Linked DNA regions of Homo sapiens: region 1 is linked to region 2. A link is a loop called in an ENCODE intact Hi-C map of the cell type or tissue named here. Cell type or tissue: ovary. All regions are shown on one strand. Links, peaks and the distances in the headings refer to the core of each region. The heading gives the core; the rest is flanking DNA. Region 1 overlaps ZNF157 (zinc finger protein 157). Region 2 overlaps JADE3 (jade family PHD finger 3).

What was found. Hi-C counts contacts between places; a loop is a spot of excess contacts. Peaks named below come from ENCODE experiments on the same cell type or tissue, not always from the same donor. Only the 100,000 strongest peaks of a DNase experiment are listed, where the experiment ranks them.
Region 1: it touches region 2 in a loop (5-fold over the local background); 1 of 110 quality-filtered maps calls a loop at or near these places.

Annotation. Positions count from the first base shown.
Region 1 is chrX:47,374,287-47,389,418 of GRCh38, forward strand. The region is part of intron 1 of ZNF157 (zinc finger protein 157); the gene reads left to right. SNORA11C (small nucleolar RNA, H/ACA box 11C) reads left to right here and starts at 14,364; the gene lies at 14,364-14,490. RefSeq lists an enhancer at 6,850-7,349. In ovary, for the core only: no CTCF peak of the experiment used is centred there; a DNase peak (open chromatin) is centred at 6,185.
Region 2 is chrX:46,956,677-46,971,808 of GRCh38, forward strand. The region is part of intron 1 of JADE3 (jade family PHD finger 3); the gene reads left to right. Among named protein-coding and RNA genes, the nearest start is that of JADE3, 52 kb to the left of the region's middle. RefSeq lists an enhancer at 6,963-7,142. In ovary, for the core only: no CTCF peak of the experiment used is centred there; no DNase peak of the experiment used is centred there.

The sequences.
Region 1 (15,132 bases), core at 4,727-7,226, 420 kb after region 2:
GTAGGAGAAACTGTGTTTGTATTTCTACTCCTACACAGTGGGGTAAATGCATGTGAGAACAATTGTGGGATTGTATGCCAAGTGCATATAGAACAGAATTAATAGACAATCTTTTTTTTTTTTTTTTTTTGAGACAGAGTCTCACTCTATCACCCAGGCTGGAGTGCAGTGATGTGATCTTGGCTCACTGCAACCTCTGCCTCCCCGGCCCAAGCGATTCTCATGCCTTAGCCTCCTGAGTAGCTGGGATTACAGGCACCCAACACCATACCCTGCTAATTTTTTGTATTTTTAGTACAGACAGCGTTTCACCATGTTGGCCAGACTGGTCTCCAACTCCTGACCTCAGGTGATCCACCCGCCTTGGCCTCCCAAAATGCTGGGATTACAGGTGTGAGCCACCACGCCCAGCAATCTTTTTTTTTTTTTTTTTTTTTTGTGAGATGGAGTCTCGATCTGTCACCCAGGCTGGAGTGCAGTGATGCAATCTCGGCTCACTGCCACCTCTGCCTCCCAGCTTCAAGCTATTCTCCTGCCTCAGCCTCCCAAGTAGCTGGGATTACAGGCACCCGCCACCATGCCTGGCTAATTTTTTTGTATTTTTAGTAGACATGGGGTTTCACCATGTTGGCCAGGTTGGTCTCAAGCTCCTGACCTCAGCCTCCCAAAGTTCTGGGATTACAGGCGTGAGCCCTGAGCCCGGCTGACAATCTTTTTTTTTTTTTTTTTTTTTTTTTTTTTTTTTTTTCAGACAGAGTCTTGCTCTGTCACCCAGGCTGGAGTGCAGTGGCACGATCTTGGCTCACTGCAACCTCTGCCTCCCGGGTTCAAGTAATTCTCCTGCCTCAGCCTCCCGAGTAGCTGGGATTACAGGTGTGCACCACCATGCCTGGCTAATTTTTGTATTTTTAGTAGAGACAGGGTTTCACCATGTTGGCCAGGCTGGCCTTGAACTCCTGACCTTGTGATCCACCCACCTCGGCCTCCCAAAGTGCTGGGATTATAGGCATGAGCCATGGTGCCTGGCTGATAATCATTTTTAATACAGTTTTAGAGGTACAGAAAAGTTAAGATAGTACCTATAATTCCATATGCTGTCACCTCCTCAACCCCCCCCACAACTGGTGCAGTTTTCCCTATTATTCACATCTTGCATTAGTGTGGTACATTTGTAAAAATTAATGAACTGATAGTGATATATTACTATTAATTTTAGCCTACAGTTTATAGTAAGGCTCACTGCTTTGTGTTGTACATAGGGGTTTTGGCAAATAGATCATGACATATATCCACCAGTGCAGCTTCATACAGTTTCATTCCGTTTCACCTGTGCTTCAGCGATTCATCCTGCCTTTCCCTCTGCCCGAACCTCTATCAACCACTCATTTTTTACTGTCTTTGTAGTTTTGCCTTTTTTTTTTTTTTGACACTGTGCCTCACTCTGTTGCCCAGGCAGGAGTGCCATGGTGTGATCACTGCTCACTGCAGCCTCTACCTCCCAGGCTCAGGTGATCCTCCCATCTCAGCCTCCTGGGTAGTTAGGACCACAGGCACATGCCACCATGTCTGGCTAATTTTCAGTATTTTTTATAGAGACACGGTTTTACCATGTTGCCCAGTGTGGTCTTGAACTCTTGGGCTCAAGCAATTTGCCCACCTCAGCCTCCCAAAGTGCTGGGATTTACAGATGTGAGCTATTATGCCAGGTCTAGTTTTGCCTTTTCTAAAATGTCATGTAGTTGGAATCATGCAGTATGTAGTCTTTTCAAACTGGCTTCTTTCACTTAGCAATTTGTATTTAAGGTTCCTCCATGTTTTTTTGTGGTTTGATAGTTCCATGAATTGGAAGTACCACAGTTTGCTTATTCCTTCACCTACCGAAGGGCACTTTCATTGTTTGTAGGTTTTAGCAATGATGAAAAAAGCTACTATGAACATTCATGTGCGGATTTTTGTGTGAACATGTTTTGAACTCAATTGGCTAAATAACTAGGAGCATAATTGCTATGTCATATAAGCTTTATAAACTTTATAAGAAACTGCCCAGGCAGGGCGTAATGGCTCACACCTATAATCCCAGCACTTTGGGAGGCTGAGGCAGGTGGATCACCTGAAGTCAGGAGTTCGAGACCAGCCTGGCCAACATGGTGAAATCCCGTCTCTACTATAAATACAAAAAATTAGCTGGGTGTGGTGGCAGGTATCTGTAATCCCAGCTACTTGAGAGGCTGAGGCAGGAGAATGGCTTGAACCTGAGAGGCAGAGGTTGAAGTGAGCCACGATCGCGTCATTGTACTCCAGCTTGGGCAACAAGAGTGAAACTCCGTCTCAAAAAAAAACAGAGAAACTTCCCAACTGTCTTCCCAAGTTTTTCACCATTTTGCATTCCCACCAGCAATGAATGAGTATTACTGTTACTCCTCATCTTCACCAATGAAACCACCATTGCAAAATTGTAACTGAGACAGTGAAAGAGATCTAATCTGATCAACCCCATCTTTCTTCAAACCTCCGAGCTGTCCTTGTTCATTCCCGAGCATAGGCTGAACTAACTTAGGGAGGAACTTAGTTTGTAGTTTAAAACAAAGATGTTAACAGGCTTTTCCCAAGGCAAATCCCCTGCTTGCCTGGGGACTAGATTGCCTTTGTAGGAATAACAAGTTAGCCACCAGATAGAAATTATGGTTTAGGAGTCATGCAGCCGGAGACTACAAGATTCTGACCCTCTCTAAACTGCTCCTAAGATCAGTGCTTGAGATATTTTGCAGACCCTGGACCTAATGGATCAGCTGGCAACACCCAGATCGATAAATTGGCTCATCTGATCTTGTGGCCCCCACCCAGGAACTGACTCAGCACAGGAAGACAGCTTCCATTCCCTACGGATTCATCTTTGACCTGACCAATCAGCACTCCCGGCTTACACTGGCTCTCCCCTACCCCTGCCCCCCACCCCACCAAATTATCCTTTAAAAACTCTGATCCCCAAATGCTCGGGGAGACTGATTTGAGTATTAATACAACTCTGGGTCTTTGTGAATTACTCTGTGTGAATTACTCTTTCTCTATTGCAGTTTCTCTGTCTTAATAAATCTGCTCTGTCTGGGTAACAGGCAAGGTGAAGCCATTGGGCAGTTACACCAGCATTTGGTATTGTCAGCTTTTTAATTAATTAATTAATTATTTTGAGACAGTGCAGTGGTATGATCACAGCTCGCTGGAGCCTCAACCTCCCCAGGTTCAGGTGATTCTCCCACCTCAACCTCCCAAGAGTAGCTGGGACTACAAGCATGTGCCACCATGCCTGGCTAATTTTTGTATTTTTAGTAGAAATGGGGTTTCACCATGTTGCCCAGGCTGGTCTTGAACTCCTGGCCTCAAATGATCCTCCCGCCTCAGCCTCCCAAAGTGCTGGGATTACAGGTGTGAGCCACCATGCCCAGCCTTTTTTTTTTTTTTTTTAAAAAAAACCACATTCTAATAGGTGTGTGATCCTATCTCCTTGTTTTAATTTGCAATTCTCTAGTGACATGATGTTGAGGACCTTTTTATATGCTTATTTACCATCTGAATGTCTTTGATGAGGTCATCTTTTCAGATCTTTTGCCCACTTTTTAATTGAGTAGTTTGTTTTCTTATTGTTGAGTTTAATAGTTCTTTGTACGTTTTGGATACTGTAACCTCCCAATGGGTTCCCCTTGCCCGCTGCCTAGACAGAGCTGATATTAAGACAGGGGAACTGCACTAGAGAAAGAATAATTCACGCAGAGCCAGCTGTACGGGAGACTGGAATTTTTATTATTACTCAAATCAGTCTCCCTGAAAAGTTGGGGATCGGAGTTTTTAACGATAATTTGGTGGGTAGGGGCCAGTGAGTTAGAAGTGCTGATTGGTCAGGTCATGGATCAAATCATAGGAGTTGAAGCTGTCCTCTTGTGCTGAGTCAGTGCCTGGGTGGGGGCCACAAGACCAGATCGAGCCAGTTTACGGATCTGGGTGGTCCCAACTGATCAATTAAGTGCAGAGTCTGCAAAATATCTCAAGCACTAATCTTAGGTTTTACAATTGTGATGTTATTCCCAGGAACAATTTGGCTAGAGTCAGAATTTTGTAGTCTCTAGTTGCATGACTCCTAAATCATTACTTCTAATCTTGTGGCTAATTTCTTAGTCCTACAAAGGCAGTCTAATCCCCAGGCAGGAAGGGGGTTTGTTTTGGGAAAGGGCTGTTATCCTCTTTGTTTCAACGTTAAACTATAAGCCAAGTTCCTCTCACGCTGGGCGCGGTGGCTCATGCCTGTAATCCCAGCACTTAGGCCGACGCAGGCAGATCACCTGAGGTCAGAAGTTTGAGACCAGCCTGGCCAACATGGTGAAACCTCGTCTCTACAAAATTATAAAAATTAGCTGGGCGTGGTGGCCTGCACCTGTAATCTCAGCTACTCGGGAGGCTGAGGCAGGAGAATCGCTTGAACCCAGGAAGCGGAGGTAGCAGTGAGCCGAGATCGTGCCACTGCACTCCAGCCTGGGCGACGGTGCCAGACTGTCTCAAAAAAAAAACTAAGTTCCTCTCAAAGTTAGTTTGGTCTGTGCCCAGGAATGAACAAGGGTAGTTTGGAGGTTAGAAGCAAGACGGAGTTGGTTTAGGTTGGATCTCTTTCACTGTAATAATTTTCTCATTATAATTTTACAACGGTAGTTTCAATACAAGTCCTTTATGAGATAAGTGTTTTGCAAATATTTTCTCCCAGTCTGTGGCTTGTCTATTCTGTCATCAGCGTCTTTCACAGAAGAGAAGTTTCTAATTTTAATAATGCACAACGTACTGTTTTTTTTTTCTTTCACAGGTCATACTTTTGGTGTTGTATTCATATACATATATATTTTTATAGAGATGGGGTCTCACTAGGTTGCCCAGGCTGGTCTTGAACGCCTGGGCTCAAGCGATCCACCCACCTCAGCCTCCTAAAGTGCTGTGATTACAGGCATGAGCCACTGCACTTGGCTGGTGTTGTATTTAAAAACTCATCACCAAACCCAAGGTTACTTGGATTTTCTTCTTTGTTATCTTATAGAAATTTTATAGTTTTTCATTTTACATAGAGATCTATAATCCATTTTGAGTTAATTTTTTTTTTTTTTTTTGAGACAGGGTCTGCACTCCAGCCTTTGTCACCCAGGCTGGAGTGCGGTGGTGCGATCTCGGCTCACTGCAACCTCTGCCTCCTGGGTTCAAGCAATTCTGCCTCAGCCCCTGGAGCAGATGGGACTACAGGTGCACACCACCACAACCGACTAATTTTTGTATTTTTAGTAGAGATGGGGTTTCACCATGTTGGCCAGGCTGGTATCGAACTCTTGACCTCAAGTGATGCACTGCCTTGGCCTCCCAGTTTTGAGTTAATTTTTGTGAAACATATAAGGACTGTGTCTAGATGCTTTTTTTTTTTTTTTTTTTGCATATGGATGTCCAGTTGTTCCAGCACCATTTGTTGAAAAGACTTATTTCTTCACCGAATTTCTTTTGCTCCTTTGTCAATGATCAGTTGGCTGTTTTTGTGTGTATATATATTTCTAGGTTCTCTATTCTATTCCATTGATCTATTTGCCTATTCTTTCACCAATACCTCTGTCTTGATTAGTCTAGTTTTATAGTAAGTCATGAAGTTGGGTGGTCTCAGTCCTCTGACTTTGTTCTTGTTTAGTACTATGTTGACTACTTTGGATTTTTGCCTTTCCATATAAACTTTAGAATCAGTTTGTTGATAGCCACAAAATAATTTGGTGGGAATTTGATTGGGATTATGTTGAATCTCCTGATCAAGGTGGGGACAATTGACATGTTAACAGTATTGAGTCTTCCCTTTAGCAGCAGAGAATCCATACGGGTCTGCAGCAACCTCAATTCTTGCCTCCTCAGAAAAAAGAATTTGAGGGGCATAAGACAGAGTGAGAGACCAGGGCAAGTTTTAGAGCAGTAGTGAAAGTTTATTAAAAAGCTTTAGAGCAAGGATGAAAGGAAGCAAACTACACTTGGAAGAGGGCCAAGCAGGCGACTTCAGAGATCAAATGTGCGGTTTGACTTTGACTTGGGGTTTTATGCTTCCTGGGTCTATATTACCCCTCCTTTGATTCTTACCTTGGGGTGGGCTGTCCGCATGTGCTGTGGCTTGTCAGCGCTTGAGAAGGGGCCGCATGCGCATTGTGGTTACTGAAGTTCTACGCATGCTCACTTGAGGAGTTTTTCCCTTACCAGCGGAGTGTTCCTAAAGGAAGGTTATATACCAGTTAAACTCGGCCATTTTGCATCGTAGTGCACATGTCTTGAGCCCACTGGCCCAACTCCTGAGATCTTATTGGGAAGCTGCTGATCACCAGTTTCAGGTTTTTTGGTATCTGTTGAGAGACTGCCTTTCCCTGGCGCCAGCTGCAACCAATTATTATTTTTATTTATTATTATTATTTTTCTTTTTTATTATTATTTTTCTTTTTTTTTTAGGAGGAACAGGAGAAGCAGGAGGAGGAGGATGAGCAGGAGAGAAAGGAGGAGGAGAAAGAGGAGGAAGAGGAGCAGGAGGAGGAGAAAGAGAAGGAGGAGCAGGAGGAGGAGAAAGAGAAGGAGGAGCAGGAGGAGGAGAAAGAGAAGGAGGAGGAACAGGAGGAGCAGGAGAAAGAAAAGGAGGAGCAGGAGGAGGAGGAGAAAGAGAAGGAGGAGGAGGAGGAAGAGGAGCAGGAGGAGGAGGAGCAGGAGGAGGAGAAAGAGAAGGAGGAAGAGCAGGAGGAGGAGGAGCAGGAGGAGGAGGAGAAAGAGAAGGAGGAAGAGCAGAAGGAGAAAGAGCAGGAGGAGGAGGAGCAGGAGGAGGAGGAGAAAGAGAAGGAGGAAGAGCAGAAGGAGAAAGAGCAGGAGGAGGAGAAGCAGCAGGAGGAGGAGCAGCAGGAGGAAGAGGAGCAGGAGGAGGAGCAGGGAGCAATTATTATTTTAGAGAGACAGTTTTAACAACTGCCTGACCATCACCTCCTGGTGGGGTTTGAGGGGGGGTGCTCTCCTGCTCTGCTCATGTCTAACTACCTAACTACCTAATTACTCTAACATTTCTGTCAATAAACATGCAATATCTCTCTGTTTACTTATATATTCTGATATATTTCATGTCAAATTTTGTTTGATTTTCCTCATGTATGTCTTCTACATATTTTGTTAGGTTTATGTATATTTTATCTTTTTGGTGCTAACGTAAATGGTATTATGTTTTTAATTTTAAATATCAATTGTTCATTTCGGGTATATAGGAAAACAATTGACTTTTATTAAGCCTGTATCCTGTGACTTTACTATAATCACTTAATAGTGCCAGAAAATCCTTTACTGAAATGGATTGTGAGAGTAGCTAAATGATAGGGGTAGTATGTTTGATTTTGAATGCTGTAGAGTGGAAGAGCATGTCTGGGTTGATGCAGGACCCACAGCTCATAGTGACCAATCACAGATGGCTGTACTTGAGCCAGACACACAAAAACACAAGAAGTTATTCATGAGGGAAGACCTAGCATGCCAGACTTGCTCAAAGCCACTGTAAAGTGTGTTTACCCTGTCAGCGGAAAGAGTCAAATTCTGTAAAATATTTGAAGAGACTTATTCCAAACCAGCACTCAGGAGATACTGAGAACAGGTGCCCAAGGTATGTGTTAGATGTCCACTGATTCGGTTCGGAAAGGCGGGACAACTTGAAGTGGGGGCTTCCAGGTAACAGGTAGATAAGAGACAAAAGGTTGCATTCTCTTGGGTCTTTGATCAGCTTTTCACTGAATACATAATTTACATGTGAGAGGGGATAGAATAGTCTGCCTAATGAAACAACAGGGCAGAGGAAGCAATCAGATACCCATTTGTCTCAGGTGAGCAGAGGGAGGACATTGAGTTCTGTCTGTCCTTTGTCATCCTGCACCTGTGAAGATAAGCTATCAATTTACGTTGCCAGGGTGAAATTCAACAGAACTTTTTTTTTTTTTTTTTTTTTTTTTGAGACGCAGTCTCGCTCTGTTGCCCAGGCTGGAGTGCAGTGGCGTGATCTCAGCTCACTGCAACCTCTGCCTCCCGGGTTCAAGCGATTCTCCTGCCTCAGCCTGCGAGTAGCTGGGATTACAGGCTTGTCTCGGACTCCTGACCTCGTGATCCGCCCACCTCGGCCTCCCAAAGTGCTGGGATTACAGGCATGAGCCACCGCACCCAGCCCAGAACATCTTAAGGTAAAGGTCTTGAGGCCCACAAGGTCTTTTCTTGTGGGCAAATTGCGAGGGAGGCATGTAGCCTTTTTTTTTTTTTTAATCTTTGTAGCTATCTTATTTGGGAATAAAATGTGAAGCAGGTTTGCCTAACACCCTTTGGCTTAATGATTTTGGAGTCCTGAGATTTATTTTCCTTCACAACCCTAAGTATAGGACTGTGTAACATATGCCAAGAGGAGCACCCCTGATGAAGCAGCTGATAGGCTTCATATGCAGGCCATGTGGGACTGGCTTTATGGTGCCTATGATATTCACCCACTGAATATGCCCATTACCCAGGCCATATTCAGCTATGGTTAAGGGGTCTTTTTGCATAGGCACCCCATGTAAACTTACAGCTGCAAAATACAGCAATAGACCCAAAAGCCTCATTGAATTTGCTGCCTCAGCTTCCCTTCAGGGATCCCACAGCTGCTAATGAAAACATTAAGTTAACGTGAAAATGGGGAGAAGCCTAGGGAAGGGTCAAGTCTACCAGCAAAGTGGAAATCTCTCAGTGGCTATTAAGAAATGGGATGGCCGGGCGCAGTGGCTTATGCCTGTAATCCCAGCACTTTGGGAGGCCGAGGTGGGCGGATCACAAGGTCAGGAGTTTGAGACCAGCCTGGCCAATATGGTGAAACCCCATCTCTACTAAAAAATACAAAAAAATTAGCCAGGCGTGGTGGCGGGCACCTGTAGTCCCAGCTGCTTGGGAGGCTGAGGCAGGAGAATTGCTTGAACCCGGGAGTCACAGGTTGCAGTGAGCTGAGATCGCACCACTGCACTCCAGCCTGGGTGACAGAGAGGGACTCAGTCTCAAAAAAAAAAAAAAAAAAAAAAAAAAAGAAATGGGATGGCTGGGCTTTGTTTGGTGGCTCACACCTGTAATTCCAGCACTTTGGGAGGCTGAGACAGGTGGATCGTTTGAGCCCAGGAATTCAAAACCAGCCTGGGCAACATAGCGAAATCCCATCTCTACAAAAAAAAAATAATAAATAAAAAAAATTAGCTGAGCATGGTGGTGCACGCCTGTAATTCCAGCTGCTTGTGAAGCTGAGGTGGGAGGATCACTTGAGCTGGGGAGGTCAAGCCTGCAGTAAGCCATGATCGCACCACTGCACTCTGTCTCAGAAAAAAAAAAAAAAAAAAAAAAAGACCAAGGGCAAAGGTTCTTTGGCTCCACCCCGGGATGGGGACCCAAAGCTTTGTGCACATGAAATGGGTGGTGAAGAGAAGTTTCTGGGTAAAATGGGAGGAAAAGAGAACTTTCTGGGACCCCTTTATATGGAAGCCTCATACACGGAGGTACCAAAATCCATTAGTGAAGCTGTAACATGGGCTACAACTAGACTGGGAGAATATAGAAATGTAACAGTTGATAGGATTAAGGTGTACATTTGGGTGAAAATTGGAATGTGTTTAAACAGGCTTTGTGGCTGGGTGCGGTTGCTCACCCCTGTAATCCCACCACTTTGGGAGGCCGAGGCGGGTGGATCACTTGAGGTCAGGAGTTTGAGACCAGCCTGGCTAACATGGTGAAACCCTGTCTCTACTGAAAATTAAAAAAAAAAAAAATTAGCTGGGTGTGGTGACATGTGCCTGTACTCCCAGCTTCTCAGGAGGCTGCAGTGAGCCGAGATCGCGCCACTGCACTCCAGTCTAGGTGACAGAGCGAGACAAAGTCTCAAATAAATAAATAAGTTTTTTTTAAAAAATAAAAATAAACAGGTTTTAGCTGAATGTTTTATGGGAATGGATATTATGACTGACAGGGAACACTTCCCTTAACTAGTATTGTGACACTCAAACCTGTTGATGAAATCCCAATGGAGGAATGTAAGGGTTGATGGGATTAAGGTGGAAGTTTGGAAAATTTGTAGATTTGAACAGGCTTTATTTGAAATGGTTGCATCTCTTTTACCTCAATGTATTATGGAGATTGAAATTGTATCTGACTGTGGAATGTTTCCCCTCTCTAGTATTGTAAATTCACCCTTCAACCAGTATTACTTGAACATGCTAAACGGGAACCAGTAAGATTGCCGAAGCCCACGAAGTATACAATAGAACCTGGGGTGCCGCACAGACAGATTACCTGTACAATAGCCCTTTGTGGAGCAGAGACCGGCGCTTATGGCAAAAGCCTAAGAGCGCCTCCTAGTGGTAACCTGGGACTTTGGACTAGAGAATTTCCAGTTGAGCTTGGATTAGACATTAATTGAAAGTGCCCTTATGATTGAAGGACATAAAATAATTTTGAAACCTAAAATATCCATGATGTCTTGGGTGATGGTGTAACGCTCCAATAGGGAGTGCAGTGCCCAGAGTAGTTCCATAATTACATGGAAATGGTTCGTACAAGAATATGCTGCCAGGGGAGTGCGGAATTAGCGGTTTTCACAACCAGGTAGACTCCTTTCCGCCGGGACTGATGGAGGAGGAGCTGGTCGGTTCTGTCATCGACTGGACAATGCTCCAGCTCTCAACTGACCAACAAAAAGATGCTTGGTTTGTGGATGGCAGTTCCAAGGCGAATGGACTGCATCGTGTTTGGATGTCCCAATGGCGTCCATTATAGCAAAAGGATCCAATTTAGGATTATGTTTAGCATTTACGTGTCATCACTTTAGTGTTATTCAGTTGAGAAGGTTCCTTCTTTGCCTCTCATAACTCTTTGAAGATTTAATTAAATAATAGTATTTAAGTATTTACAAATTTATATTCTTCTCATCATATAAATTGGAATAATGATTACTGAAGCAGATCTGAATAGTCATACAAGTAAGTATATAGAATATATATTAGTTACCCCAGAGCATGAAGAGAGAAATTCCCATGAGCTAAATATTCACATGATGGATTTTACGGTGTTACTCTAAGTCCAGTCCACCTAGCATTTCCAGTTGAGCACACCCTTCCTAGGTGAAATGATAGAAAGAATAACAAACTCTTGAGTGCTAGCTCTGTATCAGTGCTGCCCTAAGCGATTCCGTGTGTGTGTGTGTGTGTGTGTGTGTGTGTGTGTGTGTTTGAGACAGAGTCTTGCTCATGTTGCCTAGGCTGGACTGCAGTGGCACGATCTTGGCTCACTGCAACCTCTGCCTCCCGGGTTCAAGCCGTTCTCCTGCTTCAGCCTCCTGAGTAGCTGGGATTACAGGTGCGTGCCACTACGCCCAGCTAATTTTTGTATTTTTGGTAGAGACAGGATTTCACCATGTTGGCCAGGCTGGTCTCAAACTCCTGACCTCAGGTGATCCACCTGCCTCGGCCTCCCAAAGTGCTGGGATTACAGGTGTGAGCCACTGCACCCGGCCATGATTCCACGTATGAATTCACCCAAATTTCACAGATGACAAGACTGAGGCTCAGAGGAAGGTAGTAACTTAGCCAGAGTAATAGCACGAGTGTGAGTCAGAGCCAAGATTTGAACCCAGGCAGCGTGGCTCCCACCACCATGTTCTTGCTTGTTCTCTTCTGTGTCCAGGAGATTCCTTCCTACCTGACCTTGTTCTCGACGCTCTCTGGTTACTTCTGCATAGCCACAGTCTAAAGCAGTTATACAACCATCCTAGGTGAGCTATGCATTTTTAAAAATTAAACTTTGATTTTGAGATCAGTATCGATTCCCATGCAATTATAGGAATAATACAGAGAGATCGTATGTGCGCTTTATCCAGTTTCTTCCAATGGTAACACCTTCCAGAACAATAGCACAATATCACAACCAGGATGTGGCCATTGACACAACCCCAGGATGTCTCCTGCTGCCCTTTCACAACCACACCTGCTACCCTTGTTCCTGCCATCTATCCCCTCGAGGTTCCTAACCCCGACACTAATCTGTTCTCTATCTCTAGAATGTTGTCATTTCACGAGTGTTATATAAATGAAAGTATACAGTATGTGACTTTTTTTGTTTTTTTTTGAGATGGAGTCTTGCTCTGTCGTCAGGTTGGAGTGCAGTGGTGCGATCTCGGCTTGCTGCAACCTTTGCCTCCCAGGTTCAAGCAATTCTCCTGCCTCAGCCTCCCAAGTAGCTGGGACCAGAGGCGTGCACCATCACACCCGGCTAATTTTTGTATTTTTAGTAGAGATGGAGTTTCACCATGTTGGCCGGGCTGGTCTTGAACTCTGGACCTCAAGTGATCTGCCCATTTCAGCCTCCCAAAGTGCTGGGATTATAGGCATGAGCCACGCCACCCGGCTCCCAATTTGCCCTTTATTTATTTGTTATTTATTTGCTTGTTGCCTTTGTTTCCTGTGTATTTTAGGATGCTTCTAAGTATAAATAAATACGTATTAGAATAAAAGGAAGAAAAAAAAGAAGAAAATATCAATACAAGTTTTAGAAAGTAGGCATGCCTGTCAGCAATCCTACTGAGCCTACTGAACAAGAAAACTTTGCAGTCTTTTTTTTGTTTTTGTTTTTTTTGAGATGGAGTCTCACTCTGTTGCCCAGGCTGGAGTGCAGTGGTGTGATCTTGGCTCACTGAAACCTCTCTTCAAGCGATTTCGTCCATCAGCGTCCCAAGTAGCTGGGACTACAGGCGTGCACCACCATGCCCTGCTAATTTTTTTTTTTTTTTGAGTCAGAGTTTCGCTCTTGTTGCCCAGGCTGGAGTGCAGTGGCACGATCTCAGCTCACTGCAACCTCCGCCTCCCGGATTCAAGTGATTCTCCTGCCTCAGCCTCCCGAGTAGCCTGGGATTACAGGCATGCACCACCATGCCCGGCTAGTTTTGTATTTTTAGTAGAGACGGGGTTTCTCCATGTTGGTCAGGCTAGTCTCGAACTCCCGACCTCAGGTGATCCACCTGCCTCAGCCTCCCAAAGTGTTGGGATTACAGGCATGAGCCACCATGCCCAGCCTGATTTTTGTAGTTTTAGTAGATGGGGTTTCACCATGTTGGTCAGGGTGGTCTTGAACTCCTGAGCTCAAGTGATCCGCCCATCCCAGCCTCCCAAAGTGCTGGGATTACAGGCATAAGCCACCATGCCTGGTCCTGAAGTCTTGCTTAATCTGTATATTCTAGGAAGACACAGCAGAGCAGGAGCTGCAATCAAGAATTACAATGCCTCAGTCGGGCGCGGTGGCTCACACTTGTAATCCCAGCACTTTGGGAGGCTGAGGTGTTCTCAGGAGTTCGAGACCAGCCTGGCCAATGTAGTGAAACCCCCATCTCTACTAAAAATACAAAAACTAGCCAGGCATGGTGGCACATACCTGTAATCCCAGCTACTTGGAAGGCTGAGGCAGGAGAATCACCTGAACACAGGAGGCTGAGATTGTGCCACTGCACTCCAGCCTGGGTGACAGAGCAAGACTCTGTCTCAAAAAAAAAAAAAAAAAAAAAAAGAATTACAATGCTTCTACGGAGAAATCAATAATTCATTTATAGTGGAGAGTTCCTGATATTTAAATTTTTTTATTACTTTATTATTATTTTCTTAGAGAATTACAATGCTTCTACAGAGAAATCAGTAATTCCTTTATAGTGGAGAGTTCCTGATACTTAAATTTTTTTATTACTTTATTATTATTATTTTCTTAGAGACAGGGTCTTGCTTCATCTCCCAGGCTGGAGTGCAGTGGCACAATCATAGCTCATTGCAGCCTCGAACTACTGCACTCAAGTGATCCTCCCACCTAAGCCTCCTGAGTAGCAGTGACTACAGGTGCTTGTCATCACGCCCAGCTAATTTTTTTGATTTTTAGTAGAGATGAGGTCTATGTTGCCCTGGCTGGTCCTGAACTCCTGAGCTCAAGTCATCCTCCCGCCTCAGCCTCCCAAAGTGCTGGGATTCCAGGCCTGAGCCACTGTGCCTGGCTATGTGTTTTTTTGTTTTTTTTTTTTGAGTCAGAGTCTTCCACCTGAGTCTCCCGAATAGCTGGGACCACAGGCGCACACCAACATGCCTGGCTAATTTTTTAATTTTTATTTTTGTAGAGACAGAGTCTCATTATGTTGTCCAGGCTAGTCTCGAACTCCTGGCCTCAAGCACTCCTCCTGCCTCAGCCTCCTGAGTTGGTGGGATTACAGGTGTGAGCCACTGCATGCAGCAGTTCCTAATACTTGAGTGTCAAGAAATCCTCTGGGGTGTGCTCAGAGCAGGGGGCCTGAAGAATGCTTCTTCTGTTTACAACACACCCAATAGGAATCTGGGGTCATTGTGACGGGGGGCACAAAACTTGTGACCTCTCTATGAACAAATGCCCCACATGTGAAAAAAAGAAATCTTTTGTTAAATCTTCATACGGATGATGGAAACAATATTTTCTTTTCTTTTTTTTGAGATGGAGTCTCCCTCTTTTGTCCAGCCTGGAGTGCAGTGGTGCGATCTCAGCTCACTGAAACCTCTACCTCCCAGGTTCAAGCAATTCTCTTGCCTCAGCCTCTCGAGTAGCACCACCACGCCTGGCTAATTTTTGTATTTTTAGTAGAGACAGGGTTTTACCATGTTGGCTGGGCTGGTCTCGAACTCCTGACCTCAAGTGATCCATCCGCCCTTGGCCTCCCAAAGTGCTGGGAGTACAGGTGTGAACCACCACACCCGGCCGGAAACAATATTTTCAATTACAACCTTGTCATAAGTGATATTACAGGTCTTCTGTGGCTATTTGTCATTTGAAAAGATTTTTTCATTAATTTTTTTTCTTTTTTCTTTTTTTTGAGACAGAGTCTTGCTCTGTCGCCCAGGCTGGAGTGCAATGGCAGATCTCAGTTCACTGTGACCTCTGACTCCTGGGTTCTAGCGATTCTCCTGCCTCAGCCTTCCAAGTAGCTGGGAGCCATTAATTTTTTTTTTTTTTTCCAAGACAGAGTCTTGCTCTGCTGGTCAGGCTCAAGTGCAGTGGCCTGATCAC
Region 2 (15,132 bases), core at 6,863-9,362:
TCACTATGCCCAGCTACTTTCTTCCTTCCCTTCCTTTCCTTTCTTTCTTTCCTTCCTTCCTTTTTTCTTTTTTTTCTTTCTTTTCTTTCCTTTTCCTTTTCCCCTTTGTTTTCTCCCCTTCCCCTTCCCCTCCCCTCCCCTTTCCTTTCTTTTTTCTTTTCTTTTCTTTCTCAGGGTCTCTGTTGCCCAGGCTGGAGTGCAGTGGCATGATCTCGGCTCACTGAAACCTCTGCCTCCCGGGCTCCAGTGAGCCTCCCACCTCAGCCTCCTGAGTAGCTGGGACCACAGATGTGCACCACCACTTCCAGCTAATTTTTTTTTAATTTTTGGTAGAAATGAGGTTTCTCCATGTTGCCAAGGCTGATCTCAAACTCCTGAGCTCAAGCAGTCCACCTGCCTCAGCCTCCCAAAGTGCCGGGATTATAGGCATGAGCCACCATTTTTAAATAAAGGGACTAAAACATTACAGAAATGCTTATTTCTCCTTTGGTCACCTCTTCTAATGTCATCCTCCTCCCTCCTCAGTTTCAGATAGATTAGATAGATAGATAGATAGATAGATAGATAGATAGATAGATAGATATAAACGATATATAGATTTGTTTTGGATCTATGTTTTAATTTACATAAATGGTGGTATTATGAATGTGTCTGTTTTTTCTACACAGCAAAATATCTTAGATCTTTTCATATGTTTTCTATTAATCTTTGCATAGTATGTATTATTATATGTCACATGATGTTTTTGGCTGTCTGCCATTTGGGCATGTGGTAGGATTGTAGTTCCTGTCCCTTTTGAGGTTAGGCGTGGCCCTGTGACTTGCTTTGGTCATTGAAATGTCAGTAAAAGTAATGAATGCACTTCCAAATGGAAATTTTAAGAGCTAATATGAGATTTGCCACATTCCATTCCCCTGGCCGGTAGAGATGGAGCTTCTGACAGCTTAGGTCAAGAATAACTACAATAAGCTCTCCTACCAACTCACTTTAAATATGTAGCATACGGAATAAACAGACTTTGGTTGTGTTAAGCCACTCAGATTTTAGGTTCCTTTTGTTACCTTGGCAAACTTAGTCTATCCTGATTGATTATAGACCCACTTCATTGTTTTTAACTGCTGCAAAGTATTCCAGAGTATGAATGAACCTTATTCTGTCTAGCCGTTCTATTGATGGAAACCTAACTACTTTCTGAATTTTGCTTTTATAAACAGTTCTATGTTGATCATTGTGCAAATTTGTGAGAGTTTCTCCAGATATATGTTTAGAAATAGGATTGCTGGGTCATAGGGTTTGGATATTTTCAGTTTTATAGGATTCTGTCTTTGCTTTCCCAGGCGGCTACACCATCTCTCACCCTTTCAATGGTCATTTATGTGATATGATCCCCAAACTTTTTCTAGTCTTGGTTCCCCTCTCTGGATGCACTTTCATTGGTCACCATTAATGGTACTCAGATTGGAACATGGTTGTCCAGTTGTTGTCCAACTGAGGTAGACATTATGTTTCTGAATTCAGCCCGAGTTTAGTAGCTGCATCACTAAACTGTGGTGTTTACTGACATCAAAAGCTGAAACTGCTATCATCCTGTATTTGGGAAACAATTTAATTGCAGTGACTTTACATATGTTCTAGTTAAATTTCATCCTGTTTTTGCTTATAATATTTGCTTTTGAATTCTCCTCTTTTCTTTGATGAATGTTATCCCTCTTAGGGTCAATAACCCTAAATTCATCTATGTTACTCATCAAAGTTTTGATCAAGATAGGGCCAAGGGCATAGCTCTGTGTCCCACCAGAAGACTCCTACCTTCAGGATTACCTGCCTGCAGCCTGCATTTTTTTTAATCTATCAGCAGGAAAATCCTGTCAGCTGCCTCCACGTATTACTGTACCTATAAACAATTTTCTCAATAAATGAGTGACTGGAACAGAAAAGAGCCTAAAGTAAGTTGGGTGTGTCATGTTCTTAGAGAGCCTATGCTGGCTGCTAGTGACTGTTTTCTTTTTCAAGTGCTTATCCAGCCAATGCTTTATTAATGTGGTTTAGAATCTAGTTTGAAGTGATATTCAAGCTTTTTATTTGCAATAATTATATCTACCCCCATTGAAAATAAGGGAGATTTTTGTCTCTCTGTAGCCTATTGGGAGATCTGGTTTGAGTTTCCACAAATAAAGTAGTTTTTAGGATAATGACCAGCCAGGATGCTTGTGCTCTACTTCCCAGCCAGGGCATCTTTTCTCCCTGAACAATAACCAACCCTTTTTATAATTTAAGGAACTGTAAGGACTCCCTAGGCCAGTAGCTTGGGACATCACAAGTTAGGCTTCCTGGTAGTCTTTCTCTTGTTCTTTAGGACCAACCACGTGCCTAATTCCAGTTACTATTTTTCTATAAGGATTCTTAGTTATACATCTCAGAGTCCTGACTTAAATTAGCCTAAGTAACAGAAAGAGGGTTTACTGGTAAATGAAGTCCACAGGCTGCTGACTTTAGGAATGGCAACATCCAGGCTGTTATTGCAGCCCCAAATCTCCTTTTCTCACCTGTGTGTTCCTGTGATTTAGTTTCACTCTCAGGCAGACTGTATCTGTAGCAATGCAGTGCCTCTTTCCCAATACCTCTGTCAAAACACTTGGCTGACTTGTCGACCTAGCTTAGGCCATGTGCCTTAGACACAGGAGGTGTGTAGTGTTGGGGAAGGGGAGTGAGCCCTGATTCATTCTTCATTCATATGTTTGATGAGTGCCCAGTATGTACCAGGCACCGTGTTAGGCTCTGTGGTTATCACAGTGAACAACACAGGCATAGTCTCTGCCCTCTTGAAGTGTCAATGTGTAAGGAAATGGACTTTAATGTGCCCACAGTGATAAAGGAGAAGTTACTTGGTGCTGGGAAGCAAATGACATGGGTCCCTACCTACTCTGGGGTAGGGGACAGAAGGCTATCCTGAGGAAATGTTGTTTGGATTGAAATCTGACATGACTAGGAGATAGCCATGTGAAGTAGGATAGGGTGATGATGAGCAGTCCAGAGTAGGGGGTAGGATAGTATTGGAGGTAGAAAGGAACATACTCCAGGCACTGAAAAGAATACCGGATGTTGGGACCACAGAGACTGAAGGGGCAGAGTATCACAGGTAGGACTGGAAAATTAGGTTGGCACCACCTCTGACAGAGCTGCATGCTTTGCAGGAGATTTAGAAGCCATACAAAGTTTAAAGCAGGGAATCAAAGTGATTAATAGCCCTGGTCCATATGGGTAACTCACTTTCTGAGATACAGCTTAGTCTCATTAATTTACCAAGCTCACTTACCTGGTTAGCATTTAAATCTATGGACACCACAATATCTATCATGTTCAAACTGGGCTCAGGCATTGCCTCTCCCAAGAAGCAGTCCTCATTGCCCCTTCTTTCAAGCCACTGGAAAAGGATGGGTGTTCCTCTATTCCTGTTCCCTTAGTCCCCTGCTCAGAGTACTGTCACAGTTTTGTTTACCCCATCCAGGTCTGGGCAGAATGTGTAGGTGCCCAGCCAAGCTAATGATTGGCATCTGTGCAACAAAAAAAAAAAAAATGTTATCATAGCAGACCTGACTTTGAAAAGGCCTGCTTACAAGGTTGACTCTGGGCTGGCGAATAAGAACTTTATTTTGGGGATGGTTCTTGACCTTCCCAGAACGGATAAGGGTGGCTCATTGTGCCGGAATTGTTTATACAAGTAATATGGTTTATGCTGAATACCTGCTTTATTTCTTGAAGTCTAAAATTTTGGTCTGTACCAGTCAGAGGGTGCCTATGTGACCAGTCACCAATAAAAACCCTGGGGCAGAGTCTCTAGTGGGCTTCCCTAGTAGACAACATTTCACATGTATCATCACAACTTGTTGCTAGGGAAATTGTGTTCTGTGTATGCACTAGGAGAGGACTCTTAGAAGCTTGTGCCTTGTCTCCCCTGCACTGCATCCCATGAGCCTTTTCCCTTTGCTAATTTTGCTTTGTATCCTTACAGTGTAATAAATCATAGCCATGAGTATGATTATATGCCGAATCCTGTGAGTCTTCCTTGTGAATCACTGAACCTAGGGGTGATCTTGGGAACCCCTTACACAGCACCCTTGCAAAAACCATTATTTGTTCAATGCATATTTAAAGGAGAGAGTGAGCCTGGTAAGGAACCAGGTCAGAGAGAGAGGTTCTCTGATGGTGGCAGTGACTCTCCTGTTGAGCAGTCAGATTTCACCCTAAACTCGCACTCTCCACTCTACTAAACCGCAGTTCTGCAGGGGCCTAAAAGGGAGTCTGTGAGCACTGGGAAGCAACAGAAGGGTTTTACATCAAGTATCATAATCAGGTTTGCATTTTGGAAAGAATAAATGCCCCAGAAGCAGGAAAATTTGTGAGGGGAGTTTGCTTTATCAAATTAAAACTTACTACAAAGCCATTATAATAAAAATAATATGATAATGGACTAGAAATTGGTGTTATCCACATTTTCCAAATTCCAGCCTAAGTTCCTTCATCAGATCTTTATTGAGTTCTTTGATGGGCCCTGTGAGAGTGAACATGTGAGACTTAGTTCCTCCTTGGCTGTACTTCTGAGACAGATCATGCAAAAACAAGCATCATTTATACTGTCTACAACGGAACGCTCTGAACTTGTTTTTAGGTGGTTGTGATGCTATCAGTTGTCAAAGTAGTTATGTGGGGTTCTGAATTCAGAACTTGATAAAAACAGTAAATGAACAAAGGACTTTTTACCAGTCTCCTGTGAATTGCTGATATTTCAAATCGTTGCATATTAATAGCTTAGGGGTAGTTTTAATTTTTATAGTTTTTCAGCTGGTAAAAATGAAATATTTCTGTTTCCACAGTCTGCCACCATTGTTTTGTCTTCCTTTGTGTGTCAGGAGTGGTGTTTCCTAAGGGAAAACTTAATTAGACTGTGCAATAATTTTCTTTGGGAAATAGAGAAAGCTGGTTATGTAAAATACACTGGACGAAAGATCTTATAAAAAACCTTTGAAGGAGGGAAACATCCTGTACTGAGGGAACTGAGGTGGGATGATGGAGTTTTGGTGTCCCTGTTTTGCATTTCTAACAGTAAGCTTGAAAGCACAGGATCTTCTGACCATTGAAGCTGAAATTATGTATGCAGTGTTTCTCATGAAATAACATTTACCATAAAAAAGACTGCGTTTATACTTGGGTAATTCTAAAAATTTCTAGGCAGAAAATTCTAAAACCGTTAATGCAAAAAATTCACAAGCTCAAGACCCACACGAGCACACAAAAGCATTACATTGATTACATGTTTGTATATTGGCCAATCCCTGAAATGGTGTCTCAGAAGGATTAAAATTGAGCCTCTGTTCTGAGCATGTGGCTTCGGCTGTGGCCTGGGAGAGTGCCAGTTATTCGAAGCACCTGCGCCTCCTCACAGGGTCTTGTTGTGGCTGCCCAGGAAGATGGAGGAAAACTGCCTCACCACTCTAGTCACATATGCAGGGGTAGGAATCCTGCCTCTTAGGCTTCTCCTGCTCTGACTGACAAGAGACCCAGAGATGATAGTCTAGCCATCTGGTTGCAACTCTGGGGCAGAAAAAGCAGAAACTAGAATAAAATCAAATATATCCTCCCCCCACTGACACCAAGCACACACTGATAGTAATAATCAGAATACTTTTTTGTCAACAACCTCCTCTTGTGTTAAACAACATTCTGGAATCCTGGTTCGCCGTGTACAAATGGCACATGAAAAGAGGGTGCTCAGATCTGATCTAGAAATTTGAGATGTAGGTAGAGAGACCTAATACTCCACTGGGGACCCACAGGCTAATTACCTTAAGTCTGGTAAGTGGAATACAACTCCTAAAGGAAACTAGGTGTTTTGAATTGAGAAAAAAAAATGTATTTATAAGCGAGGCTTTATGTATTTCTTAATATATGTCCTTAAAAGTTCATAGGAATTAAACTTCTCTAGAATATGTGAGGGCTTTGGAGACTAAGAGAAGCAAAGGAAGGAAGCTTTTATTTTTTGCTTATTTTTGTTCATGAGCCAAATCCTGCAGTATTAGATTGAACCCTATGAAATTGCTGATATGCAAACATTTTGACTTGCAACAATGGCAGTTTCATATGGTTCAACCTAATATAAACTAATTTTTTTTTTTTTTTTTGGAGAAAGAGTCTTGCCCTGTCTCCCAGGCTGAAGTGCACTGGCTCAGTCTCCGCTCACTGCAACCTCTGCCTCCCAGGTTCAAACGATTCTCCTGCCTAAGCCTCCCAAGTAGCTGGGATTATGCGTGCCTGCCGCCACGCCCAGCTAATTTTTGTATTGTTAGTAGAGACGGGGTTTCACCATGTTGGCCAGGCTGGTCTCGAACTCCTGACCTTGTGGTCCACCCGCCTCGGCCTCCCAAAGTGCTGGGATTATAGGGGTGCTCTGATGTGTTACTCTGACATTCCAGTTAAATAGTTAACCACTGGTTGCAGGTGCCACGCTTATCTCTGGACAGGGGAGGTACCTTATGGCTGCCTTGGCATCAGACAGGATTAGAAACTTCCAGATAGAGTGACATTTGCTACTCGTATGGCTGCTGTTATGTACTTCTTTTGGGTCAAGTGCTTGACCCATCTGTGATCTTGGCATTAGCTACAGTGCCTTCCTCTGTGGATCCCAGCAGTAATGCCTACTTTGGAAAATTAGTACCCAAAGTGATTTAGTGTAGTACGACTGAGGTTTGTGATGAAATTTCCACTCTACAGTTAATCATTAAAAGCTGTGTTTCAAATTCTGTCAGTTAACTATTGCTGTATAACGACCACTTCAAAAGTTAGTGGCTTAAAATAGTAATTACTTAGTTCATTCTATGGGTCAGTCATTTGGGCTGGGTTCAGCTGAGCAGTTCTGCTGTTCTCAGCTGGTCTCCCCTTATGCCTATGGTCAACTACAGGTCAGCAGGGAGCTCTGCTTTTGAAGTCCAACGGCTGTCAACTGGGGCAGTGGTAGGAGGTAGGAGCACAGAGCTATGCATCTCTCATCCTGCAGCAGGCTAGCCCAGACTTGTTCTCATGGTAGTTGGTCAGGTTTCTAAGAGTGAATAGAAGCAGCAAGGCCTCTTGAGGCCTAGGCTCTGAACTGGCACACCATCACCTCATACTGTACTCGATTGCCCTAAGCAAGCCACAAAGCCAGTCCAGATTCAAGGAGCATCCATAAGGAAAGGGCATGGATAAAGAATTGGGGCCATTTTTGCTATCTATCACACAGATACAAATTACTCTTTTTTAAGGCACCAGTCTACTCCTATAACACTTAAAAACACATGTGTTCTATGTGTTTGGAATTAAAGACTGACCAGAAGCAAATAGGAAAGTATTAAAATTGTTCACATGTCATGACCCTGATGATGGTCCTCTTGTGAAGCTAAATTGTTTTGAAGCTTGGATGCTCTGAGACCTGGATGTGTATCACATTTTAAATCAGTCATTAATCCTGGATCCTTGCAATAAAATGATGTGAAACCCATAAATGAAGGTTTAAAACACAGCTGCAAATTTTTTTATTCTCTTCTCCTCGGGAGGTAGGATCTGTGCCTCCTTCCACTTAAATCTGGGTGAGCTTGTGACTACTTCAATACAATAGAGTATGAGACTTCTGAGGCTAAATCATAAAAGGCAATCTGCCTTGTTCATTGGAACACTCATACTAGGACTCCTGAGCTGCCATGTAAGAAGTTTGACTATTGAGAAGCCACCTATGCCAGAGAGGCCTTAGATAGGCACTCTGGAGGTAGTCTCTGCTAAGCCCAGCCATCCCAGTCAAAGATGCCAGATGAGTGAAGACGTCTCCAGATGATCCAGCTGTTTGAATCTTCCCAACTGAGGTCCCATACATTGTGGAGTAGAAAAAAGTCATCACTGCTGTGCCTATCTGAATTCCTGACCCACAAAATTCATGAAGTGATAAAGTGGTGGTGGTTTTATGCCACTAAATTTTGCAGTTGTTTGTTGCACAACAGTCAGTAACTGGAACAGCATAAGTGAATGGTCATGGGTGTGTTCCAATAAAAGTTTATGGACACTGAAATATGAATTTCACATAATTTTTATATGTCACAAAATATTTTTTAAATTGTTTTCAACCATTTAAAAATGTAAAAACCATTCTTAGCCTCCAGGCCATACTAAAAATAAGCAGTATGCTAGATTTGGCCCATGGGCTGTAGTTTGCTGACCCCGATCTAAAAGGTTGTGTAATAGTCATAAAATTTAAACTTGAGGGCTTCTCGTCAAGATGGCTCTGATTTCATACTTTAAATTCATATCTCCTTTCTTTAAAAGTGATAATAAAGTAAAAAATTAGACATATCTGTGGTCAAGAAAGTATAAATCTCTGGACCAGAAACAGATCAGACAATAAGTGAGGATTATTAGTTACAGGCCTATAGTTATGGACATTCTGGACTCTTAGGTCCAGAAAAAGGTAGAGATGGCTGGGAATTGTATTTCTGTAGATAATGGGATTAAAACATTCAGTGAATGGAGGAAATGATCCCTGACTGTGAAGTCAGAGATTGCCCATGAACAGAGACAGTAAAAAGATGTTGCTTCTGTTCAGAGTGGCAGGCAGGAGAGCAGAGAGAGACTTAGGACCAGGGACAAATGTATTATTGGCTCACTGTCTAAATCTGGAAGATTTTCAAAGAGATAAAGGAAGAATAACATCCATTACAAAATTTTTAAAGTCCAGTCCATACCTGGTAGGAACTCATTCTCGGAGATTTGATAATATTAGTGGTTAAAAATACTTTAAGTTAGTGATGGTACTATACACAGGCCACTCTGAGAGCATACTGCTGTTGATTGTCAAAGTGTGGGTGAGTCATAGTAGGGGAGGCATCCTAGAAGAGATTTGCTGTGCCTTATAAGGATAAGGCTCCTGTTTGCTGAGCCTTATAAGAATTAGTTTATATGTTTTAAAAGTGAGGAAGCAAGAAGAGGGTCCTCCTGGGAGAAGGGATGGTATAAAGCCTAGAGGTAGGAACTGCAGAGGTTCAGCATTGTTTGAGCATAAAACTGGGGCAGAATGTGGTGAGGGATAAAGCTGCAGAAGTAGACATGGCTTGATTGTGGAGGGCTGTGTTGGCCTTGATGAGGACCTTAATAAAGATCCTAGGAGCAAAGGACAGCCATTGAAATCTCTTGACCGTGGAGGCACATGATCCAATTTGTGTTTTAGATAGGTCTCTGGCAGTTGGGTGGAGGGTAAATTTGGGGACAACAAGATTAGGACTTTTAAAGCCAGTTAGGAAACTGCTCTTGCATTCTAGGTTTGAGGAAATAGATAGGTCCTAAACTAAGAAAATGACAGCTGAGATGGGAAAGGAACATTGATTTGGAAGATTATTTTAGAGGTTAACTGACAGGGCTTAATAATTGATTGGATGTTCCAGGGTAAGATATAGGAAAGAGTTCAGAGATTTTTCTAGATTTTGTGATGGCATAGAGGAAGGTGCCAACTGAGACCAGTTAGAAGGTAGGAAGAACTAGTGGAAAACAGAACATAGTTTCCTCAGTGTTGATCGTCTTCCAGCTTGATGTATCTGGTTGTCAGGACTTTTTTCTTTTTGTTGATGTATCTTTCCTATTCTTTCTTCCTTCCTTCTTTGCTTTGCTTTTCCCTCCTACCTTCCTGTCTCTTTCGCCTTTCCTTTCTATCTCCAGCTCTGGACCAGAGGACCTTGTTTTGGGAGCCATAAGCATGTGGGTAGGGCACTTCAGGGAACCACCATCACCTACAAGATGGTTAGAGGAAGAAAAAAAGTGTTAGCAACACAGGGAACTTGAAAAAAGCTTCTGGAAGCCAAAGGAGTAGTTTCAAGAAGGCCAGAGTGATCAGCGTGTCAAATGCAGCATACAGATACTTAAAGATGAGGGTTGGGAAGTATGCACATTTTTCCAAGAATTCTGGTGAGATAGAAGCAATTAAGGAGAGATTGAGAGTAAGGAAGGAGTTACAGACTGTAAACTACTTTTTGAGGAGTTTGCAAGAGAAGGCAAAGAAAGAAAGAAAGTGGATATTAGCTAGAGAAAAATGAAGTAGGGTCAAGAGATGGTTTGGGAATAAAGGTAGAGAGGTTGGAACCTGTTAACAGAAAGAAATCCAGCATAAAGGCAGAATTTGGAAGTTAAAAGGCAGATTTTTTCTGTTCATAGAAAATCATCCATATGTTTAGAGCTGTCTAGACATTAGAATAAATTGCTTGTTAGATAGTGAGCTCCTGGTCACTGGAGTAGTCAAGCAGAGCTTAGCTGTTTTCTGGTCAACTGTGTAGAAAGATACATTGGTGAGTGCCTTCAGGAGTTTTAGCCTGTGTTCAATTCCTAACAGTTTTCCCAAAGTTGCTTTAAGCATTATAAGTTAATGAGTTATTCTGTGGATCTGCCTTGCCTGGCAGCTCTCTAGAGATTTGTGGAATCACTAGACCAAGTTAATTTATTTGCCTTTGATCTTGAAGGATGAAATTAAACTGCAGATTTTCAGATAACAAAATATTGAGGCTTAGGGTCCAGGAAAGTTTCATCACATTGAACAATCAATCATGCTGTAGGCTCACAGGTATTTTTTTGACAAGATGGTCACTTTCCACACACAGCAACAAAGAGTCTTTGTTTCAAAATTTTGAGTTTAATTTTTTATCTGTCCATTTTTGTAAAATGGCGTTAACTCAGAATAATTAAAATAGGGCTAAGATAATAGGAGAAATGAATAGAAAGGAAAAACCTGCTTTCTTCTGTGTTTCATATTCCTATCTGGATGTTTTTGGTTTTCTAGGGCCAAGGGGAGGTAATTAGGTTCCATCCATGACTTAGATCTTTTAGTGATCTCTTTCGTTAACATTTAAAACAATTCAGGGGTAACTTGTTGTTTTGTCTCAAATGACTCAGGTACTGTTTCCAAATCTGGCTTCCTGGGGCGGCTACTGGAGCATGAACAGCAAAAATGACTGAACTCAACTAATTCTCAGAAAGCCATATTTTAGTCAGTACTTTCCAGCTTTCTCACTCATCATTGCTTTTACAGAACTAACAAGTGTTGTAACTAACTGATTAGCCTTTTATTTCTTCTCGAGTTACACATTTTAAATTCTGTTAACCTTTCAGAATGCTAATAAGTAGTGAAATGACTAAAATCCAGGCAGGGAGACTAGAAAATGCAAGGACTGAGAAAACAGCTCCCCGCTCCCAAGGCAAAACCAGGAATACCAGGTGTGGTGAATATTTATCTTTTGAGGAAAAATAGATATACTTCCTTGTTACAAAGTGACTTGCTTTCTTCTGGGCCCACAGATAGGGGGTCAGCCTCCCAATTATCCCCAGGCTTGTAAGTTTTACCCGTTTCTTAGCCTGTTTGTTTCCTCACTCTGGAAGAGTACAGTAAGTGAAAATCTCACAAAATGATAGGTTGATTCTTTCTCTTTCTCAAATTAATACTTTCCAGATATGTAGGAACATTAATAAACTGCTCTTTTTATCATATACTTGCTTTTTTAATAGTTAATTTTTAAATTTTGAGTTAATTTTTTATTTTGAGTTAAGAGATTTTGAGATAATAAATTTAGACAGGAGTTGCAAAAATAGTGCAGAGAGCAAACTTCCCATTCCAGACAGGATGGAGTAGACACATTTCAGTCTATTCCAATTCAAAGTAATGATACAGTGAGTTTAAAGGTAAATGGAAAATTAACCAGGCACAGTAGTGCACACCTGTAGTCCTAGCTACCTGGGAGGCTGAGGCAGGAGGATTGCTTGAGCCCAGGAATTGGAGGTTATGGTGAGCTACGATTGTGCCACTGCACTCCAGCCTGTGTGACAGAGCAAGACCGTATCTCAAAATAAAAAGTAAATGGATGGAAAAAAAATATCATGCAAACACCAATCAAAAGAAAACTGGAGTGGCTATACTAATATCAGATAATTAGATATCACAGCAAAGAAAATTACCAGGGACTAAAAGAATGATACAAAGGGTCGATCCACCAAGAAGGCATAGCAATTTTAAATGTGTATGCACCACATAACAGAGCTTCAAAGAACACAAAGCAAAACCCAACAGACCTGAATTGAGAAATAGACAAACCCAAACCCACAATTATGCTTGAGAATGTTAATACCCCTCTTTCAGTAATTGATAGAACCAGTAGACAGAAAATCAGCAAAGATATAGAAGAAATAACACCACCAGTCAACCAGATTTAATTGACATTTATAGAATGCTTCACCCAACAACAGCATAATATACTTACTTTTCAAGTGCACAAGCAACATTCACCAAGGTTGACTACATCCCAGGTCATAAAACAAACCTCAACAAATGGAAAAGAAGTGAAATCATATAGAGTATATTCTCAGACCATAATAGAATCAAAGTAGAAATCAAAAACAGAAAGACGGCTGGGTGTGGTGGCTCACGCCTCTAATCCTAGCACTTTGGGAGGCCAAGGCGGACAGATCACTTAAGGTCAGGAGTTCGAGACCAGCCTGGCCAACATGGTGAAATCCCCTCTCTACTAAAAATACAAAAATCAGCCGGGCGTGGTGGCACATGCCTGTAATCCCAGCTGCTCAGGAGGCTGAGGCACGAGAATTGCTTTAACCCAGGAGGCGGAGGTTGCAGTGAGCTGAGATCGTGCCACTGCACTCCAGCCTGGGCAACAGAGTGAGACTCTGTCTCAAAAAAGGAAAAAAACAAAACAAAACAGAAAGACTACAAGAAGTTCTCCAAACACTTGGAAACTAAGCGTCACACTTCTCATCAGTACAGTGGCTTGAATGCCTGAATGTAGATGAAAATATACCATATCAAAACTCGTGGCAGGGCGCAGTGGCTCACGCCTGTAATCCCAGCACTTTGGGAGGCCAAGGCGGACAGATCACCTGAGGTCAGGAGTTCAAGACCAGCCTGGCCAACATGGCGAAACCCTGTCTCTACTTAAAATACAAAAATTAGGTGAGTGTGGTGGCAGGCACCCAGCTACTCAGGAGGCTGAGGCACAAGAATTGCTCGAACCCGGGAGGCAGAGGTTGCAGTGAGCCAAGATCGCTCCACTGCACTCCAGCCTGGGTGACAAGAGCGAAACTCCATCTCAAAAAGAAAAACTTGTGGGGCGTAACTTAAATGAGTGCTAAGAAGGAAATTTAGAGCACTGAATGCTTATATGAGGAAAAGATGAAAGGCCTCAAATGAATAATCTAAGCTCCCACTTTAACTAGAAAAAGAAGAGCAAGATAAACCCAAAGTAAGTGAAGGAAGGAAATAATAAAAGAACAAAAGTCAATGTAATCAAAAACAGAAAAACAGAAAAAGCAATCCATCTAAAAACTGGTTCTTCCAAAAGAGAGATTCTGACTTAATTGGTAATGGGTGCAATTTGGACATTGGGATTTTTGTAAGTTCTCCATATGATTCCCATGTGTAATGGGGGTTGAGAACCTCTGCTGGGGAGGCCAAATACATTTTTTTGGGATTTAACATGTATTGGCATTTATCTACCAGACCCTTTGATTTCTCCCCAGGGAAATTTGTTGCCATTTCATTTTCCCTCATTTTTTGTTGCCTTCAAAGTCAGTACTGACTTGTATGTTAACTTCCATGTCTGACTGCTCCTTTGCCATGGGCATTGATCTGACCAGAGGTGAGGGTTTAACAGTAACCCTCCTTCATGTCACACCCATATCCTATTTGATTGATCTTGGGATTAACTCAAACCCCCCTCTAATTGGTTTGTCACACATCATTGGTTAACAGTTTTAGGCTGTGATCACCCAAGCCACAGTGTTTGGTGCACCTGGTCCTGTGACCCTGGCTCTGTGGGAGCCAAAGGACTTGGTTTCTCAGTTTTTTCCTTGTCTGTCCTCTTTCTGGTGGCCAGTACAGTGCCTGCCCTCTGTTAGCACAGTATTAAAAGTTGGTGTGCAGTGGATTTGAACTTGCTCAGTAAGTTTGGGGTCATTTCTGTGTGTTTAACCTTATATGTGAGGTTTACATGCCTCACATATAAGGCATGTTACGTTGTTACGAAAACCTGGGATAAAGGTTGTTTTTCCTTCTAATAAATTGGGATGATTACTTTAAATCACATGAACGTTATTGTAAATGTATAATGGGTACATGTGGGTAAAAATTTCAGTGTGGAAACAACTCACAGCAGCAGATAAAACAATGGGAAATCGTTTTTTTAAATCGTTTGAGTTTCTATCTGGAGAAAGAATTGTGTATTTCATAGTAAAAGCATCTCTTATTGATTTACTTTACTCTTAAGAGGTCTTATCTGCAAATGGTATTTTATCTTAAAGGGACTTGTTTTGTACATGTATATATCTTTTTATTCTTAAGATACCAAGTTGACTTATCTGGGTAGTTGAAATTTTTTTTTTTTTTTTTTTTTTTTGAAACGGAGTTTCACTATTGTTGCCCAGGCTGGAGTGCAATGGCGCGATCTCGGCTCACTGCAACCTCTGCCTCCTGGGTTCAAGCAATTCTCCAGCCTCAGCCTCCCGAGTAAGTGGGATTACAGGCGACTGCCACCATGCCCAGCTAATTTTTGTATTTTTAGTAGAGACGGGGTTTCACCATGTTGGCCAGGCTGGTCTGAAACTCCTGACCTCAAGTGATCCGCCTGCCTCGGCCTCCCAACGTGCTGGGATTACAGGCGTAAGCCCCCGTGCCCAGCTGAAATTTTTGAATATATGTACATAAATTAAGAAAATGTACTGCAAAATTTTTAAAAGTTATTGGAACTGGGGGCCTTTTCTTCAAAAGACATAAAGCAGGCCGGGCACAGTGGCTCACGCCTGTAATCCCAGCACTTTGGAAGGCTGAGGCGGGCAGATCACGAGGTCAGGAGATCGAGACCATCCTGGCTAACACGGTGAAACCCTGTCTCTACTAAAAAATACAAAAAATTAGCCGGGCGTGGTGGCGGGCGCCTGTAGTCCCAGCTACTTGGGAGGCTGAGGCAGGAGAATGGCGTGAACCTGGGAGGCGGAGCTTGCAGTGAGCTGAGATTGCGCTACTGCACTCCAGCCTGGGCGACAGAGCGAGACTCCGTCTAAAAAAAAAAAAAA